Regions from separate parts of the Homo sapiens genome. Here region 2 is linked to region 1. Evidence: read pairs that join two places in POLR2A ChIA-PET (ENCODE). Cell type or tissue: HepG2. All regions are shown on one strand. Links, peaks and the distances in the headings refer to the core of each region. The heading gives the core; the rest is flanking DNA.

Region 1 (6,583 bases), core at 1,584-6,583:
CTGGCTCTAGCCTGTCTTGTCCCATGACTGTGGGTGAGGCACGGCCCCTGTTGAATCTCATGGAGTTAATCTGTATCTTTACGTGGGGCTTTGGCAAGAACCAGATGAAATGACAGGCCAGACACAGTGGCTCATGCCAGTAATTCCAGCACTTTGGAAGGCTGACACGGGTGGATCATCTGAGGTCAGGAGTTCGAGACCAGCCTGGCCAACATGATGAAACCCCATCTCTACTAAAAATACAAAAATTAGCCAGGTATGGTGTTGCATGCCTGTAATCCCAGCTACTCCGGAGGTTGAGGCAGGAGAACTGCTTGAACCTGGGAGGCAGAGGTTGCAGTGAGCGGAGATCGTGCCACTGCACTACAGCCTTGGTGACAGAGCAAGGCTCCATCTCAAAAAAAAAAAAAAAGAAAGAAAGAAATGAGAAATCTGTGGGTGCTTTGTAAACTGAGGTGTAAACTAGGGCTGAGTTGGGGGACCTGCCCAAGGTCTCTGGGCAAGGTCAGTACAGAGCTGGGTCCAGACCTGAGCTCCGATCTCTTAATCCAAGGTTTAGTCCAAACAGGAGGAAGAAAAGGAGGGCCCAGGTGACTAGGGGGCAAGGACAGCATAGGGATGTGCCTCTCTGATCATGCTCACACCTCCTCTCCACGGAAAGGAAATCCCCCAACTTCAGAGGCAGAACCACTACTTCTCATACATGCAAAGCATTTTGCAGTTGACAATGCTCTCAGGAGACGTTCAACAGCTCTGACAAGTAAGCATTGTCTTCCCATTCTCCAGGGGCAGAGTCAAGACGCAGATGGGTGAAGGGACTTGCTCAGGGGCCCCCTGCCCATCCCCTGGCTGCACCCTACCTTCGTCCCCTCGTACAGGAAGGCATCCCAGACCCGAAGGAGGATGTTGCTAATGAGACTGTCCGCAAAGACCACGAGGAACCAGTTGAAGGTGACGAGGGAGAGATCCACGTGGTGCTGCCCCAGATGGGCCATCAGCCTGGGCAGCTTCTCCGAGAGCAGGTCCTGGAGCACCCGCTGGTCCACCTGGAAGCCAGCGAGAGGGCCTGTCATCTGCAGCCCCAGCGTAGGGCTGCCTCCCTCCCTGCCCAGCCTTCCTACCCAGTCAGTCCACACACAATCCTGAAGCTGCTCTGGGCAGGTCCTTTCCTGCCCAGGAGACACCTCGGGGAGCCAGGGGCCAGTCTAGCTGGGAGTCAGGTACAGCATCATATCACTCCGCTGCTCCTAATATAGGCCAGAGTCCTCTGGACTGGGGCACTGGGCTCTGCAGTGGAGCCATGTGGGCTGGCACGTTCTCCGCCCGCTCACCCATCTGAATCCCTTGAGCCAAGCAGGAGGTCAGGGGCCAGCTGATCCTGCTGGCAGTTCAGAGACACTGGTCTCATGCCCAGGGGCCTTGGCGAAATGGAAGCTTTGTCTCTAGGCTTATATCAGCTGACAACCACAGCCCCTTCTCTATACCCAATTTGTGCCTGACACCTAAGATGCTAGGCGGATGTCTGGTCCAGGGACAGGTGTGTGTGGGAACGCATAATGTCCTGCCTCGCCGGACATCAAGGAATCTTCTCAAAACAGGGTGCTCCTGGCGACACTGGCCAGTGACCTCTTCTTGTGACCACTGTCATGCCTCCGTCCTTGTTTCACTGGATGGGTTAACCACTCTCAGCACTGGCTCCAAGACATGGTTCTTTCGTGGTTCTCCTCCTCCCTCTGTGATGACTCCATTTCAGTTTCCCCTTGCTTTTCCTGGAACTGCTCAGTCCTCTCCTCTCACTTATGTCCTCTTCCAGGCATTAGCGTCAGCTGTGGCAAACAGCCAGTAGCTCCCCTCCTCCCTCACCCAGAACCTTGGGTCATCTACCGAGGCCAAGTGTCCAGTTCAAAACCTAAGGTAACTCCCCAAGTCTAAGATGCCATTGACCTACTGAAGGATTTATGGATGAACTGATACAATGCCAGAAATTTACTTCAAGACAAAGCAGGAGGAGCGGATGGGAGTTCAGAAGAAATAACACTGGCTCCCTGGGTTGATAACTGAAGCCAGGTAATGGACACATGGAGGTTCATTATACTATTCCCTCTATCGTTTTGAATGTGGGAAATTTTCCATAATAAAATATGGAAAAAAGGGTCATATAACACACATCAATTTCAGAGATGTTAAGATGTAAAAATTAAATATGTACATTTCCTAACTTGCCTTGCAACTAGGGCAGCCATGAAATAGTTCTGACCAGTAAACTGCAAGTAGAAATTGCTGGGTCAGGGAGCCAGCTCCTGGTGTTCACCTTCTGCTTCTCCTGGCCTAGGCCATGCCCACAGTGCTGGAGGCGATGCAGCCATTTTGTGACCAGGAGGTGATGGGTGTGAGGATGAAGGCCACCTGCCAGAGATGGCAGAGCAGGGAGCTAGGAGCCTGAACCCTGCGGTACTGCCTTGTCATTCACTATCTGAGAATAATAATCCCCGATTGAAGCTGTTGTTAGGTTGGGCTTCTCTTCCATGCAGCCAAATGCACTCCCACAGTGCAGAGGGAGAAATGGAAGCCCGAGAGATTCCCAACTTTCCTGAGAGTCACAGGCTTCTAGGAACAGCTCTGGGGCACTGCCCTACATGGCTGCAAAGTCCCCTCCTGGCCCCACTTACCTGGGATGCCGTCAGCGTGTTGCAGTAGTAATCAGCGGGCATGATGGTCTCCACAATGGCCACCAGGCACCAGAAGGCGCTCTCCTCCTCCTCTAGGACCAGCAGGGCAATGGCCGCCAGCCTGGAGTAGTAGGGAAGGCCTGGAGTGATTACAGAAGCCGTGGCCCTGCCAGGCAGCACATGGCAGAGGTGGCTTCCTGGGTTCCAGGGGGAAAGTCCTTCCATGTGAGCATCAGTGCAATCCCACTCCCTAACCAGATTTGTGCTCCTGGCACCTGGGGTGAGATAAACGCTCTTTTGGGGAGGATGACCGGCGATTTCCAGAGCAATGGGGGTCACTTCAGAGCAGGGGCTCTGAAATCAGGCTGCTTGGGTAAATCCTGATCTTGTGGCTTCCTGGGTGACCTTGGGCAAGTTACTGAACCCCTGTAAGCCTCAGTCTCATAATAATCACAGGACTATTTTGAGGATGAACAGAGCTCATTCAGTGCCCCACACAGTGCCTGCCACACAGTGAGCTCTTTATAAATGTTAGCTATCCTCACCTTAGTATTCACAGGCTTTGAGACCTTGGCAAGTACACTAACCTCTCTGGGCCTTGGTTTCATGATCTGTAAAGTGAGATTAACAATATCTATCCCCCCGGGGCCAAGAGGCATCTTGAGACAGACCTACCTTGCCTCGCTCACTGCCTGGCATTTAGGAGGTGCTCAATGCACATAGCTTTTTTTCTCCTTTACTTCCCCTCCCCGCCAAGTTAGCATAAGGCTCTAATGAAATCATGGGTAAGAAACAAACAAAAACCCACAGGGCTGAGCAGGGAAGTCTTCCTGGGATAAGTACTGTTTTCTCTACTTCTCCCATCTTCCCTGGCAGCTCTCATCCCGGGCCAATCCAAGAAGTCATTTTCCAAAAATGTCTTCCAGGGACTACTGGTCTCCCAAGATGCTAGGTGAACACAAGGTTCTATATTCAAAGATATCTGGGGAATGCTGCCCATTCTAGCCCCTGAGAGGCTTATGACACACACTGTCTTAGTAAAGCCTCTGAGAAGTCCTGTGGTGACAAAACGCTGTGTGGCTGACTCTAACCCAGGGTCGCCCAGGGGGTCCACAGAGCCCCTGTTGTCCATTGCACCCATGGGGGCCTAGTAGAATGAATGTTCCTCAGAGGACCCTGGAGAGATGTCGCTTTAGAAAGCCTCTGACTCTCTGGTCATAACGAGCATTTAAGGAACACATTCCCTCATCCAGATATTTATGCTTCTTTGGGTTCTCTCTAGATTGGATTCATGACCTCCACCTTCTTTTGAGGCTCACAACTCTTAGAAACATGGTTGAATCTCAAAAGAAAAAAGAAATATCCCTTCTCTTTCCCCAGTAGATTGGGAAGGAATTTCTCCCAAATTTGGTTCAGATATTTGTACAAAACCTTCCTAAGTCGAAGCTGAGTGGATGAAGAGAACAGTCACAGGTCTCCTGGGAAATAGGAAGCTCCGTTCTCTCAGAGCTGGTGGGGAGGGACCTCCATAGGTCACTGAGTTCAAGGATAGCAAACGTGAGATACACTGGCCTCTATCCTTTTCGTCTGTGCCCAGGGCAGACATAACTAACTGATCATGGCAGCATTCCCTTTGTCTAAGCCCATGGTAGACATAAGTAATTGATCACAGTACTCTTTCCCACTGAGTCTGAAGGCTGCCTCAGAAACTCTCTCAGGACAGGGCTCCAGGTAGCTGCTTCCTACTGGTCATCTCTGGTCTAAACAAACTCCTTATTGCAGTGGTGGAAAAACCAAGGCTTAGAAAGCAGAAGTTACCTGCTCAACATTACATAGTCAGTTGGTGGCAGAGTGGAAACAGAACCCAGGGCTCCCAAAGTCTAGCCCAGTGCTCTCTCCACTCTATCCCACCCTGTTCCCCCTGAGCCTCAGAATGGCCTCAGTCTAGGGAGTTAGCTGCCAGCATTGGTTTAGACTTCAGCACATGTTAAAAACTCAGTTATCTGAGGCTGGTTGCTAGGGCTTACTAACTGCTCAGGTGTATGGCTGAATTCGAACCTAAGGCATTTAGGGCCCAGGTAGGCTTGCAAAGAAAGGAGTGTGTTGATGGGGGAAAAACAAACCACTTTTAGAGCACTGTACTTATTTTCATAGGTTTAAAACATTTGCTCTAAATTAGCATTAGACCATCACTAAACAAGCTGGATTTGTTGCCTTAGAGGCAGGGTCTGTCATCTTGAGACATCAAACATGCAGTTCCTTTTCTTTTCTTTTTTTGAGACAGAGACTCACTCTGTTGCCCAGGCTAGAGTGCAGTGGCATGATCATGGCTCACTGCAACCTCTGCCTCCTTATCACCTCAGCCTCCCGAGTAGCTAGAACTACAGGCATGTGCCACCACACTTGGCTAGGTTGTTAGGTTGTTTCTTGTTTTTCGTTTTTTTAATTTTTTGTATTTTTTGACAGGGCTTTGCCATGTTGTCCAGGCTGTCTCAAACTCCTGGGCTCAAGGGATCCACCCACCTCGGCCCCTCAAAATGCGGGAATTACAGGCGTGAGCCACGGCGCCGGGCCCACACATGCAGTTCTAATGGCTACCACTAGATGGCAAAGAAGACGTATCAGGGACCTGCAGGCTTGGGTTTAGAGCCTCCAAAAGAATACGTTGCACTTGCCACATTTGAACAGGCTTTCTATTATAAGTAACTTTCTCTTTTTTCGAGATGGAGTCTTGCTCTGTCACCAGGCTGGAGTGCAGTGGTGCGATCTCGGCTCACTGCAACCTCTGCCTCCCTGGTTCAAGTGATTCTCCTGCCTCAGCCTCCTGAGGCAGCTAATTGTTGTATTTTTAGTAGAGACAAGGTTTCACCATGTTGGCCAGGATGGTCTCGATCTTTTGACCTCGTGATCTGCCTGCCTCAGCCTCCCAAAGTGCTGGGATTACAGGCGTGAGCCACTGTGCCTGGCCTATTACAAGTAACTTTCTGTTTTAAGCAGTAAATATTTACATGAATACCAATTATCTGCATTTGCATATCAAATTTAAGTAAAAATGCTATTCAGAGAAAGATATTTTAGAAAACCCGTCTGGGGACCTTCCGCCTCTCTTGGCCTCAGTTGTCCCTTCTGCGCCTCTCTGTGGCCTGTGTGCTGCCTCCTTCCACACAGGGAGAAGCTTCTCTCCTCCTATGAGGCTTATCTCAAGTGCCCCTCCTGCCATAGGATTTTTCTCTGCCCCTTCAGCACAGGTTGAACTCCAAAAGCAGGTCTCGAGAAGGTTACATCCACATAGGGGAAAGGTTTCTGGGAGGCCTCAGCACAGCCTCTGACTACTGCTATTTGGAGAGAGAGCAGGTTGTAGAAAGGACTGGGTTTGGGGGCTGGGGGCGGGGGGCCAGGGTGAGCAGTTGGCTGGGTCAGCATTTGTGGTGAGACAACGGGCAGGTTCCTCAGCCTCTCAGACCCTCTCATGTCTCATCTGGGCATGGTGGCACCAGTGAAGGTTTTTGTGAGGATTAGATGCCATCAGGTGTTAAACACCTGGCATCCAAGAGGCCCCCATTATGCTTTACTTCCTACCTGGCTTTTGTGTGAAATGCAAAAATTATTATTCATTCTGATCTCATAGCTTCCAGCTCCCTTCACAGCTATTCTTAGAAGAGGCTTTGCAGGTTTTGTTTCTTCTGGATTTTAACATGTTCAAACAAATGAGAAGTACAGGGGCTTTTGTCAGACTGTTGAATGAATGAAATTTCTACAGACCTGACCTGTGGCAGACGTTTAGTGTGGCATGAAATCTGAACATATTTTCCAAGGAGGCTTCGACTGAGAGGCATTACTGTTGGAGTTTAACTCTTAATTCCCAGGAATTGTACATACACATGCTCAATTTCACCCAATTTTAGGCTGGAAAT
Region 2 (8,447 bases), core at 1,376-6,375, 790 kb before region 1:
CATCTAACTAAAAGAAGCTAAGAGAGATTACTTGGTGTTTTCAGTTTACCCTAATAATTCTTCTGATTTGTTTTAAGATTTAGTGCCACTCGACAACTTAAACTGATGACATGAAAAATGTAGTAAGGAAGATGAGCCAAATCATACAGTTGGAAATAGTTGAGCAAGAAGAAACTTAGAAAAGAGAAGGCATAGGATGGAAGCCAGACTAGCTCAGCTAAAGGCCTTTGACACCAGTAGTTAGAGGAAGCAGATAACATGCAAATGACTGAGCCAGGGAGGATCAATCAATGGTAGAAGGCGTTTATCTGGGATACACCAAAACCAGGTTCTTCAGAATAGGACTTCCTTGGGCCATTTTCAGGTATAGTAAAGAGAAAAGCTGTGAATTTACAAAATGCAGTTTTGAAGTAGAGTGAGAATTATTTTAGGCCACTTAAATTATTTAAATTTTGTTTCCCTAAAGATTGTCATCACTCCCCAACTCCCCACCCCACCTCATGTGCATTATTAGTGTCTTGGATAATTAAGATTAACTGGGTATAAGCGAAGAAAAAAAGGAAAGCACGAAAGCATAAAAAAGATAGTCTCAGCTACTCAGGAGGCTGAGGCGGGAGAATCACTTGAACCCGGCAGGCGGAGGTTGCAGTGAGCCAAGATTGCGCCACTGCACTCCAGTTGAAATTCCTATGATATACTTTCTTTTATGCTTCTAATGGATGATGTCTAAGATATTAAACTTTATTTTTATAGTTAGAACAAAGTATTCTTATATACCTTGAGAGTATAATTGCCATCTTCCGAAAGTTTCAAAAAAAAGTCATCATGAGCCACGTAACAAAACTCAGAGCATTTCCAAAGTGATATAGTTTAGAAAATAATGACGATTTTTTTTAAAGCTTACACTTTCTTTTTCGTTCACTGCCTGAAGTGATGTTGCTAATGTGGGAATTGAAATCAGACTGGCAAGTCGTGCATTTGAATACAATCACATTTAGCCTTCCAGGTTTTACTGCATTTAACTGCTTCTCACCAGCTTGGAGACCCACAGTCTTATACTCCAAGGGATTCCCCTTCCCTTCAAAAAGTTGTTTGCAAATAGAGAGTTATAGTCCTCCATGAAAGATAGCATACTTTAAAAAGGCAGGCAGGGGGAGGGAACTTAATTTACAGATTGCAACCATGTGGTCAAGCGTTGATTCTCAGTCTCCTCAAGTATGAGGCCATTTTTTGTAGCTTTAGAAAAATTTCGTGAAACCTCATACACTAGTAGTTGTGCTTGCAGTATCCATTGGTCAATTAAACATATAACTACCAAAAGCTGTTGTGAATTTAATATCAGTTTGTGTTTATGGATCCCAATAATATCTGCACACTCTGAAAAACAGGACTATAAGTACATGTGAGACATTTACTAATATTCAAGCCGTGCCTGCTGCTTGTCAGGATGTGTGGGCTCCTTGCAATCATGCTGCGGCCCTGACAGGGCCTAATCTGGCTCAGAGTGGACATGCTCAGAAATAATCTACTTGATGATTCTCAACCACAGTTTGGTGTTGCGATTGGCTGTCTCATTCAGTTTATAAGAATTGTTAACATTTGCAGATAATTTTTTAGTAACTTAAATTGGATTCAGAGTTATGCCTTTAATAGCTCACCTATGTTATGCTGTATTTTAGTGAGTAGGAGAGAAAAGGAGTGGTAGGTGGATGGAGAATTTCTTATTCATTCAACAAATATTTATTGAGCTCTCGGTGGGCTAGGCACTAGGGATTCAGCAATGAACAAAACAGACACAAATCCTTGCTTTCATGGAGCTTGCATTGAAGTTGGGGAGAAAGATAAAACCATTAAATGGAGAAGAATATTGGATGGTGATAAGTGCTAAGGAGAAAATCAGGGAAGCTGGCATCTCAGTTTTGATTTTGAATAGGGTGGCCAGAGAAGGCCTTACTGTGGAGGTGACAGTTGAGCACGTACTTTAGCTGAAGGAGGTAAGGCTGTGAGCCACATGTGCCCCTGGAGTCAATATGTCCCAGGTAGAGAGAATGGCAAGTACAAAAGCCCTGTTGTGAGGCCATCTCAGGCATGTTCAAGGAAAAGCATGGAGCCCAGGATGGGTGAATGAAAATAAAGAGAAGAGAGAACTTAGGGCAAAGAAGTGGGGGTTGCAGGTTATGCAGGGCCCTTTTTGGCTCTGTAAGGACTTGGCTTTTTGTCTGAGTTAACACAGGAAGCATTAGAGGGTTTTGAGTGACGTGATATAATAGTATATATTATATGAAAAGATCACTCAGGCTGATATGTGGAGAACAGATTCTAGGAGGTGAAGTGGAAGCAGAGAGACCAGCTAAGAGCCCAGCTGCTCTGCTCCAGGAAAGAGATGTTGCTGACACGGACTAGGACAACTGCCATGGAAGTGGTGAAGAGTGAAGGAATTGTAGACATCCGCCTTCCATCTTTATGTATCACATTGCTTGGGGGAGGATTGAGAACTAATACTGACCTCACTCATCTTACAGATAAAGAGAATGAGATCCAGGAGAAGGGGCTTATCCCAGGAAAATGAGTGAGCAGTGGCATTAAACTTGCGGAACACAAGTAAAAGGAGGCTCAGGCATAATCTTCTGCAATCCCCTGCCCTTCCCCCAAAACCAAATCAAAATATATCAATGGCCAGGTGTTAGCAACTTTACTATTGAAATATTTTAAAGTAGATTTTAACTGTGATAATATGTGCATTAAAAAGGGGGTGAAAGGCCAGGCACGGTGGCTCACACCTGTAATCCCAGCACTTTGGGAGGCCAAGGCAGGTGGATCGTGAGGTCAGGAGTTCAAGACCAGCCTGGCCAACATGGTGAAACCCCGTCCCTACTAAAAATACAAAAAGTAGCCAGGCATGGTGATGGGTGCCTGGAATCCCAGCTATTCAAGAGGCTGAGGCAGGAGAATTGCTTCAACCTAGGAGGCAGAGGTTGCAGTGAGCGGAGATCACGCCACTGCCCTCCAGCCTGGGTGACAGAGCAAGACTCTATCTGGGGGAAAAATAAAGGGGGAGTGAAAGTAGGAAGTATGTGTGTGGCATAAGCTTTTCTCAGGTCAGATTGAGAAATATAACTTAGAAAAAACAGTCTGACAATGCCAAGAAATCAAGGTGGGTAAATGTGAGGTTGGATAGGGTGGGAAAAGTGAAAAATAAGGATGAGCACTTCTGTGCCGTGCAGATTCACACTGGTATTTTATTTAATTTTCTTCCAAGAGTCTCGGGGCAAAGGATAGAACAATTAGGATGGAGGTCACGAGACATCTGCTATATAAAGGAGAAGACACATTTAAAGAGGGTGGGACTAGAGAAGCAAGCATTAGGCAAAGCTTCGTACCTCACTCTGCTCTGGCCGTTAAACAGGTCATGGGTGGGGACAAGAGGAAGACTCTACCTGAATGCCGCTCCTTAAAAAAAAAAATTGTGAAGTGCCCTTTTTGGGAGATCCCTGCTTGCAGCTGTTTCAGAGCAGAAATAAGGAAGATAGAAGGGACATTTCAGGGGCAGTGGTCTAAAATGGTTCTCCCAAGGGTGGAAGGAGTGGAAGGCTTTCGCAGAGGGCAACCTGTAGAACAAGCCTCTGATTAGACTCTAAGACAGGGCTGGACCTGTCCTTTCAAACCTGAATCACAGTGTTCTGTTAGGTTTTAGTAACAGGACACCCATTAGTAAAATGCATTTATCCGACATTTTTTCCCCATAAATTAATGGTTGCTGTCCACTCCTAATGTAGCTGAGAAAAGTAGACCACAGAGGGGAGGTGGCAGTGGAGCAGATGCTCTTTCCAAAATGAAGGGAAGGAGAATACCATGGAAACTCTATTCTTAAGGCAAAGGGTAAGGCCTTCTTACTGAAACTCTGGCAGGGGAATATAAAGTAGTCTGGCCAGGGAGGAGTCAGATATATTGAACAGTCTAATTTGAGTCGTTTACACTGGTCACACCCAGATGGATATTTTCCCTGGATGTGTGCTAACCACCTGACATTATATCTATATGTAATGCGTATGTAGCTGATAGCCAAGGCCCACTTAGGCATACGGATATACAAAGATGCAAAGCCCAGTTTCACTCAGAAGAGCTCTAGATGAACTGATGGGAGGGATTGGGTTTTGAAGGGAAGAAGAGCACATAGATGGGGAAGGTGGAGATCAGAAATGGATAGTCAGGGTGGATTGGCACTGAGGAGTAAGCAAGTGATGCTTTAGTATGTCCTCTTGCAAATTAAAACTTGGCCAGTCTCCACTGTTGCTTTTACTACTTGTGGAAATAACTGTATAGTAGTTCAGTGATCTTTGACTCATGAGTCATGAACCATTGTTAAACTATTTTCCGTGTCATCAGTTTACTATTCAGGACCCAAAATTCATACTTCAGCATTGACATCTGGCAACCGTGAAGTATAGGTCCCAAAGCTGTCCTCTTTCCTGCTCCCTGGCATTCATTCAGAGTGTGGACTTCAGAGGTAGTGGAGGTGTGCAGACTCTGCAGTTCTCTGTCTCTGCCATGAATTTCTATTGAGTATCTCCAGCTGTTCCATTGTCTTGGAATCCACACCAGCCCTGTGACTAAGTGGAGTCAGCTGTGGATTTCACACCACTGTTTTTTTCTTTTTTACTCTGCTTACCCTTTCTTTCCTGTCTTGTCTCCTGTTCTTAATTCTTCAGGGTTTGCTGGGTGTTTTTCCCAGTACCAGTAGACAGGGTGATATAATGGGAAAAGTGTGGCCTTTGGCATCAAACAGACCTGGATTGAAATCCTAGCTTATCTACATCCCGCGATATCTTAAGTATTTAACTTATCTGAACCTTGGTTTTCACATCTATAAGTTGAGGATAATAGCCTCCCAGCATTATTATAGATACTAGATTTTTAGAAAAGCCATTTCTCAGAATTTACATAAGAGAAATAAAAACATGTGCCTACCTAAATACTTGTACATGAATGATCAAGGCAACTTTATTTATAATATCTCAAAATTGGATGCAACCCAAATGTGTATCAACATTTGAATTGATAAACAAATTGTAGTATACCCATACAGTGGAATACTACTCATCAATAAAAAGGAATGAACTGAGTTAAATGCAGTAACATAGATGGAACACAAAGCACTAGGCAAAAATAATCCATAGTGACAGAAAGCAGATTGGTAGTTGCCAGGAGCCAGGGCAGTGTGTGTATGAACCAGAGAGGGCTGACCACAGAGAAGCATAGCTTAAAAGAACTTTTTTTTGGGGGGGGCGGGTGGGGGAGGGTGTGGTGGTTAAAGATATGCTGTACATGCAGTAAAAATCCCTCTTTATAGCCAATCACCTCCCCTTACCCCCAGCCCTTGGCAACCACTGATCTAATTTCTGTGTCTGTAGTTTCGCCTTTTCCAGAATGTTCACATAAATAGAATCATGTATGTAGCCTTTTGTGTCCAGCTTTTTCCTTTAGCATAATATAAGAGTCATGCATGTTTTATGTATCAACAGATTGTTCCTTTCTATTACTGAATAGTATTCCACTGTATGGCGCTACTAGTTTGGTTTATCTACTTACCTTTTGATAGACATTTTGATTGTTTCCAGTTTGGGGGGCAATTATAAATAATGCTGTTATATACACACACACGTTTCTGTGTGGACATATGTCATCATTTCTCTTGGGCAATAATGTAGGAGAGGACTGCTGGGTTATATAAGTGTATACTTTACTTTGTAAGAAATTGTCAAACTGGCCGGGGCAGTGGCTTATGTCTGTAATCCCAGCATTTTGGAAGGCCAGGGCGGGTGGATCACCTGAGGTCAGGAGTTCAAGGCCAGCCTGACCAATATGGTGAAACCCCATATCTACCAAAAATACAAAAAAATTAGCTGGGCGAGGTGGTGTGTGCCTGTAGTCCCAGCAACTCGGGAGGCTGAGACAGGAGAATTGCTTGAACCTGGGTGGCAGAGGTTGCAGTGAGCCGAGATCGGGCTACTGCACTCCAGCCTGGGCCACAGAGCTGGACTCTGTCTCAAAAAAAAAAAAAAAAAGAAATTGTCAAACTATTTTTCAAGGTACTATTTTGCATGCCCACCAGAAATGTATGAGAGTTCTAAATGCTCTGCTTTCTCATCAGCACTTCGTATTGTCAGTTTTTTAAAAAATTAAGCTGCTCTAATAGATGTGTAGTGATACTTCATTGTGAATTTAATTTGCATTTCCCTAATGACTAATGCTGTTGAGCATCTTTTCATGTGTTTTTTTGCCATCTTCATTTTTACTTTAGTGACATATGTATTCAGGTGTTTTGCACATTTTAAATTGGGATCTTTGTTTTATTATTGAGTTTTGAGTATTGTTTATATATGACTACCAACTTTACCACGTCTGTTATGAAAATATCTTCTCACAATCTGTGGCTTTTCATTTTTGAACAGCTTTTGGAAGAGCAGACATTTTAAATTTTGATGAGATCCAATTTGTCAATTTCTTCTTTTTTTCTTTTTGAGACAGGTTCTCACTCTGTCGCACCATGACGGCTCACTGCAGCCTCTCAGGTAGCTGGGACTACAGGCACGTGCGACTATGCCCAGCTTTTGTGTGTGTGTGTGTGTGTGTGTGTGTGTGTGTGTGTGTGTGTGTGAAGACGGAGTCTCACTATGTTGCCCAGGCGAGTCTCGAACTCCTGAGCTCAGGTGACCCATGTGCCTTGGTCTCCCAAAGTGCTGAAATTACAGACGTGAACCACCGTGCCCAGCCAATTTTTTCTTCTATGGTTCTCAAAAGTCTTTGCCTAACCCAAGGCCACAAAGATTTACTCCTGTGTATTTTTTAGAAGTTTTATACTATTAGCCTTTTCATTTAGGACCTAAATTATTTATTTTGAGTTAATTTTTTGTATATATAATATGAAGTTCATTATTTGCATATGAATGACCAGTTTTACTAGCACTGTTCATTGAACTTTCTTCATTGAATTTCCTTAGCATCTTTGTTAAAAATCAGTTTACTAGGCCGGAGGTGGCTCACACCTGTAATCCCAGCACTTTGGGAGGCTGAAGTGGGTGGATCACTTGAGGTCAGGAGTTTGAGACCAGCCTAGCCAACATGGCAAAACCCTGTCTCTACTAAAAATACAAAAAAATTAGCCAGGCATGGTGGCACATGCCTGTAATCCCAGCCAACTTGGGAGGCTGAGGCACAAGAATCACCTGAACCCAGGAGGCAGAGGTTACAGTGAGCCAAGATTGTGCCACTGCACTCCAGCCTGGGCAACAGATCAAGACCCTGTCTCAAAAAAAAAAATCAGTTTACCATATATGGGTTTATTTCTGGATTACATATTCTGTTCCATTGATCTATATGATTGTTCTTTTGATAATATTATACTATTTTGACTAATATAGCTTTATAGTAAATCTTGAAATCAGCCTTATTGCACTGGCTAGGACCTCCACTGTGATAATGAATGGGAGTGCTGAGCATGGGCATTCTTGCCCTGTTCCCAGTCTTAGGGAGACAGCACTCACTCTTTAGCTGTGAGTAATGATGTTAACTGTGGGTTTTTTCACAGATGGTCTTTATCAGGTTAAGGACTTCCCATTTTATTCTAATATTCTGAGAGTTTTTTATCATAAATACATTTTTTATTTTGTCAGCTGTCTTTTTTTCACCTATTGATATGATTGTGTTGTTTAATTTCCTTTAATCTGTTGATGTAGTAAGTTATATTGATTGACTTAATGAATATTGAACCATACCTGCATTCCTGGAATAAACTTTAACTGGTTATTATGTCTTATCCTTTTCACTAATTGTTGGATTTTATTTGCTAATGTTTTGTTAAGAATTTTTGCATTTATGTTCATGAGGGATATGGTCTGTACTTTTCATGCAGTGTCTTTGTATAGTTTTTGTATCAGCATAATGCTTGCCTCATAAAATGAGTTCAGAAATGTTCTCTTCCCTCTGTTTTCTGGGAGAATCTGTAAGAGTAGTATTGATTCTTCTATAAATGTTTGGTAGAATTTGCCAGTAAAGCAATCCGGGCTTCAGGTTTTCTTTGTGTGAAGATTTTTAACTGTAAATTCAAATTCTCTAATAGCTATAGGGATATTTGAGGGTTATTTATTTCTTCTTGAGTAAGCTTTGACATTTGTGTCTTTCAATAAATTTATCTATTTCATCTAAGCTACAAACTTACTGGCATAACTGTTTTATCATGTTCTCTTTTTAATGTCTGTAGGATCTGTATTGATGGCCCCTCTTTCAATCACATTATGGTAATTTGTGCCTTCTTTTTTTTTTTTCTATGTTTCTAGGAGTTTATCAATTTTATTGATGGTTTGAAAACTAGTTTTAGTTTCATGATTCTTTTCTCTCCTATTTTTAAACTTCATTATTGATCTGTTTCATCATTTCAGAATTGATTT

What was found. ChIA-PET counts read pairs that join two places held together with the same protein. Peaks named below come from ENCODE experiments on the same cell type or tissue, not always from the same donor. Only the 100,000 strongest peaks of a DNase experiment are listed, where the experiment ranks them.
Region 2: POLR2A ChIA-PET joins it to region 1 with 5 read pairs; 1 of 35 experiments calls an interaction of 5 or more read pairs at or near these places.

Annotation. Positions count from the first base shown.
Region 1 is chr9:98,200,619-98,207,201 of GRCh38, forward strand. It overlaps TBC1D2 (TBC1 domain family member 2), which reads right to left. Exons shown (of 13, transcript NM_001267571.2): 10 at 2,670-2,790; 11 at 861-1,046. Among named protein-coding and RNA genes, the nearest start is that of CORO2A, 11 kb to the left of the region's middle. RefSeq lists enhancers at 611-1,112, 758-807, 1,113-1,612, 2,236-2,736. In HepG2, for the core only: a CTCF peak has its summit at 5,271 (motif pointing right); DNase peaks (open chromatin) are centred at 4,243 and 5,293.
Region 2 is chr9:97,415,087-97,423,533 of GRCh38, forward strand. All of the region lies in intron 1 of TDRD7 (tudor domain containing 7), which reads left to right. Among named protein-coding and RNA genes, the nearest start is that of TDRD7, 7.2 kb to the left of the region's middle. In HepG2, for the core only: no CTCF peak of the experiment used is centred there; a DNase peak (open chromatin) is centred at 4,375.